2 separate regions of the Homo sapiens genome follow, and region 1 is linked to region 2. A link is a loop called in an ENCODE intact Hi-C map of the cell type or tissue named here. Cell type or tissue: dorsolateral prefrontal cortex. All regions are shown on one strand. Region 1 overlaps ASS1 (argininosuccinate synthase 1). Region 2 overlaps PRDM12 (PR/SET domain 12).

The links. Peaks named below come from ENCODE experiments on the same cell type or tissue, not always from the same donor. Only the 100,000 strongest peaks of a DNase experiment are listed, where the experiment ranks them.
Region 1: a loop joins it to region 2, with 9 times the contacts of the local background. A loop is called at or near these places in 105 of 110 quality-filtered maps.

What each region holds. Positions count from the first base shown.
Region 1 is chr9:130,459,907-130,462,406 of GRCh38, reverse strand. All of the region lies in intron 4 of ASS1 (argininosuccinate synthase 1), which reads right to left. Among named protein-coding and RNA genes, the nearest start is that of ASS1, 16 kb to the right of the region's middle. RefSeq lists enhancers at 795-844, 925-1,014. In dorsolateral prefrontal cortex, CTCF peaks have their summits at 851 and 1,062 (motif pointing left); a DNase peak (open chromatin) is centred at 1,056; H3K4me3 peaks cover 363 bases.
Region 2 is chr9:130,681,440-130,683,939 of GRCh38, reverse strand. It overlaps PRDM12 (PR/SET domain 12), which reads right to left. Exons shown (of 5, transcript NM_021619.3): 5 at 957-2,500. The coding sequence ends at 2,271. Among named protein-coding and RNA genes, the nearest start is that of EXOSC2, 11 kb to the left of the region's middle. RefSeq lists enhancers at 1,608-1,777, 1,823-2,498 and a silencer at 1,928-2,167. In dorsolateral prefrontal cortex, CTCF peaks have their summits at 1,008 and 1,208 (motif pointing right); DNase peaks (open chromatin) are centred at 1,259 and 1,721; H3K4me3 peaks cover 1,244 bases; H3K27ac peaks cover 971 bases.

The DNA.
Region 1 (2,500 bases), 220 kb after region 2:
CCAGCACCAGGGCAGCTCCTGGCAGCTTTCCGGGGAGAAGGAGGATGTAGTGTCTCACACACGAGTGTCCGCATGCTGATATTTGTGCACACGTGTGTAAACATGCATGTAAACACGGTCCCACTGGGACTGGGGGGCCTGGGGTCTCCCATCTGCCCTGGGGCACCCATACAGATGGTGCCATTTACAAAACTCTCGCTCCCCGGCTAGAGTCTCAGAATCATATTTCCAGGCCCCTCTTCCAAAACTAGGGGGAGAGAGGAGCCCCGCAAGGGCCACCCCAGCTTCGGTGCAGCTCTCTGGGTGGGCAGGGGTGGGGCTGGCAGCAGGGCATGGGAGGGGAGAGTGCGGCTCAATTTCTGCACCAGGTGCTGTCTGGACGGGGTGCTGGGAAGGGAGGCTGCCTCCGCCTCTGCCTTCAGGGCTGGGCTCAGGCGGTTCCAGCAAACAGGATGCCCTTCCCCCTCACATCCCAGGCCAATCCGTTGTCCCCCCAACATTTCACTGTCACCTTCCCTGAGCCCAAAGACCCGAAAGCCTCCACCTGGCCCGTCCCCCGTGATGGCGCCCGGGGCAGTGCTGGGTGGATACTCATGGGATGGTGGTGCTGGGTGGTTACTCAGGGGGTAAATGCCTGAAGGCTGGACCAGCACCTCCAAGGCCTTGGATTCCCCTCGCTCCCAGCCTTCCTGGTTCTCCACTCATACCCCCAGTTCTCGGAAATTGTCTCCAGAGGCTGTTGGGGGTTTCCTGGGTACTGTCATAAAGGGACACTGAGGCGCAGAAGTACGCCTTGCCTGTCAACCCCAGGAAAGAGGTGGCTGTGCCAGGTAGCACCTACTCCCCGGCATCCCCGGAGTCCGTCCCTGTTGGGTCTTCTGAGTGTGAATGCAGGGACGCCCCCAAGTCCCGAGCGGCCATAGCACTAGCTTGGGGGGCGTTCTCCTCAGAACCACGCCCTGCAGGTCCAGGATGGGGAACAGAGGACCCCGGTGGTGCCGCCACCTCCTCCCGCCTTTGTCGGCCCCCAAGGCCTCAAACCCAAGCCTCTGGCGCCCTCTGGTGGCCACATGGAGGAGGGGCGCACACGGCTGCGGGAGGCTGTTGCAGGCTAAATGTGGGCTGGTCCGGGGTGGGGGTCTCCGCATGGACCCGGGAACTGCCTGAGCCAGAGCCGACCCACCCATACTCACCCACCCACCCATGCACTCCACCAGACCTGAATGCCGCCCTACTGAACCTTAATGGTACCGTTGGAAAGACCTGAGGGCAGGACCCCTCCCAGAATTCTGATCCCCTGCCCTCGGCTTGTATGCCTTCTGGGATAGGAAGCTCACGATCCAGCTCTTTCCATTAAGGCAGATGGGTCGGGAGCTTTTTTTTTTGTTTGGGACAGAGTCTCGCTGTGTCGCCCAGTCCTGATCCTCTGGGTTCTCCTCCTCTGCCACCACCTTTGCACAGATGGCAGCATACACACGGTCCTGCCCAACAGCTCAGGCCCGCCCAAACCTCCTTGCCTGGTTTCCTACCATCCCATCATCCACAGCTGGAGTGACAGTAAAAACCAAGGCCGCAGTCTGTGAGAAGCTCTCCCCTGTCTCTTCCCCAGCATCTCGCTGGGGTAGTCACTGGCCACCTCCATCCAACCTGAGACCTCCTTCCACCCACTAATCAGTTGCCCTCAGGATGAAGCCAAACCTCCCAGCATGGCCTCAGCCCAGTCCTGGCCCTATTGCCTCCCCCACAGCAATAGCTCCTGCTCCACAGCCCCAGACAGACTGTCCTTCAGGGCCTCTTGGCTCTAAGCCTTTCCACAGGCTGTTCCCTCTGCCTCTCACACTCTTCCATGCCATTATTCACTCCTCTAGACTCATCCTCAGCCCCTGCCTGCTGCTCCCGCAGTTCCCTGGCACAGACCCCTGGCCCCACTCCCATTCCTCATCACACATCCATTTTCTCTTCTCTTGCCAGGAAATGGGCTCTCTGAAGGTACGCAATGAGCCCAAGAAGTTAGCACTGTGCCAATGCCAGCAAGCACCCAACTCCCAGCAGATACCCAGTGCAAGCTTGCTGAACCAGTGCTCCGGTGAAGAAATGAACACTTGGACTTTCAAAGACATGACAGGTGCCATCCTGGTGGGTGGCTGTCTCCCAGGCCACCCTCAAATCAACCGCGTCTCCTCCATCATCATCTTAGCTGTGTGTGTCCCTGCACCACAGTGAGCCAGGACCTCCCACAGTGAGCCAGGACTTCCCACCATCAGCACCCTGACCAGCCCGGGCAGGCGAGGTAGTGAGCTCCCCGTCACTGGGGAGTTTCCGAGCCTTCTGACTGTGGGGTTGGTAAACAGTCAATTCCTGTACCAGGCTCTTGGCATGCTGTCCGCTGACTGAGAGCTCATGACTTGGGTCTTTATAAAAACATCGGCTGACAGTTGCCAACATTGTCAGGAATCTGGTTTCTCAAGGACTGCCTTCCGAAGAGCAGCAGGCAGGGGGC
Region 2 (2,500 bases):
TGCATGGGAGGGGGGAATGCAGGGGCCACCGGAGGCATTGGGAGCCTAATGGTGGGGTGTCAAAGGAGAAGCGAGGTTCCAGTGGGAGGAGAACCAAAGGTGACTTCCCCCACTGGCCTGAGGGAGTGAACCCCAGATGGGGCCTGCAAGTGAACTCATCAGGTGTCCAACCCTGCCTGTGCCTCCATTTCCAGGGTCCAAGACAAATCACTCAAAGTAAGGGGGTCTTTAGGAGTACACCCCTGAAGTTCCAAGTGGGGCTGGGCTGTGTGTCCAAGTGTAAATTCCCAAGTGTCTGCAGGTGCACATGTGTGCACACGTGTGCTGGATGAAGATGCAGAGTTGTATCTGCGGGATGCCAGGAAACCACACACCCAGTGGGTTGGACGATGACACCCTCATGGCTGGTGTATGCTGGAGCACAGGTGTGAACTCACACTCCCCTGCACGCACCTCCTTCCTGGAGAGGAGAGGTGAGACTGGCCCTATAGGAACCATGAAGCCCTCTGGCTTTAACTAGAGGTCTTCCTGCTCCCTGGTCTTCTTCAAGAGGGTCTGGAAATGGGTGCCCAGAACATTTGGAGAGTCTAGGCATTGGGAGGGCACTTGGTGGCCATTTTGGCCCATTCCCACTGGCTGCTTGAACTCCTTTGAGTTGGCCATTAAAATGAAAAAAAAAAAAAAAAGTAAATATTTGGGAGAAGTTACAAAATAAGGCACTGATGTTTGAGCCAGCTGGAAACCGGGAGAAATCTGCCTGGCCCCTTTCAAGATTTCCGGTTGCTTTGCACTGTGGCCCATCTCACTGAGCTCTGACATCCCAGTTGTGACAGAGAGAATTTTCCTGTACACACCAGTAAGTGGAACAACGCTTACCCGCCCCTTTCCAGCTTCTAGACACTTTCTATATTTCCTTCCTACAGATAAAAGTGTCCACCCATTCAGATGCTAAATGATAAATGTTCCAAGTAATTTTTATTTTAGAATACAAGAGAGGTACAAATGTATTTACAGTTGTACATATACAATCAAATAATAATATATTACAGTTTTGTAAATATCATTTTAGATAAATATTTACAAGGTTAAAGTGACCATCTTCTGGAAGTAGAACGCAGTTTCTTGAAAACTCTATACATTTTATACTTTTCATTAATATTATAGTTTATTTTACAAAACGCCCTACGGGAATCCTGGTAAATGACTGCAAAGTGTGAGAGGCGACACCAGAGGGCGCGCACGGCCCGAATTTGAGGAAACGGGCAGGGACCGAGGGAAGTGTGGGCAGACTGGGCGGAATTCCCGGGACTGGGCACAGCTCGGAAGCGCTTCGTGGCCACAGAAGCCACCTTAACCTCTCGGGCAGCGGTTCCAGTCTTGCCCTCCTCTCGCTGGAGTGTGTGTGTTGGAAGGGGCTGGGGGTATATTTCGCCTTCCCAGGCACGATGTCACAGCTGAAGGGGAGGGGGCATTGGTCCAACTCCTTCATTTTACAGATGGGGAAACTGAGGCCCAAAGAGGTGCAGGGTCTTGCTCGGGGTCCCACAGAGGATTTCCATTGTGCCTCCACTCTCAACGTGCCTGGTGCACTGCAAAGAGCTCCTTCCTCATCCGTCCCCAGGAGCCAGGTTTGGGGGTAAGCTGGCCTAAAGGAGAGAAGGGCCCAGAAGATGCATCTCTCCGGGTCTCTTCCCGCTGCCGATGGACCCCAGTAGCCCGCACATGTCAAGGTTGCGTAAGGACTCCCGACACTTCAGGACACCAGTCCCAGGGGCCGGAAGAGGAGATGGCGCCCCCACAACCCCCGCGCCCGACCACACCCGGACAAGGAGGTCGCCCTCCCTTCATTCCGAAGCACAGGACTCTCGGTGGCGGAGGAGGGGACTCCCCTTCCTCTGCTGAGGGGCCCTCGGGGGCTCTAAGTCCGCTCTCCTGCCACCCACGAGGGGGATGCCGGCCTGGGCGCCCGGCTCTACAGCAGCAGGGAGACTCGGGGGCGAGGCCAGGCAGGGGGACCCCCTCCCAGAGGAGGCGGCCGAACAGCCGCACCAGCTGCGTGGCCTGGGTGAGGGACGCCGCCCTCAGTGTCCTCATCTGCGACACGGGCCAAGGCGGGGGTGCCTGAGATCCGCCTCCGGGGCGCAACCCCAGCGCGCGGGGCTCCGCGGCGGCGCCGGGCCGGGGGTTGGGGCTGGAGGGCGAGTCGCGCTGCGGGGCCGGGGTGCCGGGGACCCAGGAGCGCGCGGGGCCCGGCGGGGGCGCGGGCGCGCTCACAGCACCATGGCCGGCAGGTGGTGCGCGGCGGCGGCGGCGGCGGCGGCGGCGGCGGCGGCGAGCGCGGGCGCGTGCGCGTGCGGGGCGGGCAGCGCGGGCGAGTGTGCCTGCAGCGCGGTGCTGGGCGGCCGGTGCCGCGCGCTCTTCTGGTGGGCGCGCAGGCCGGCCAGCTGCGAGTAGGCGCTCTGGCACACCTGGCACTTGTAGGGGCGCTCGCCCGTGTGCA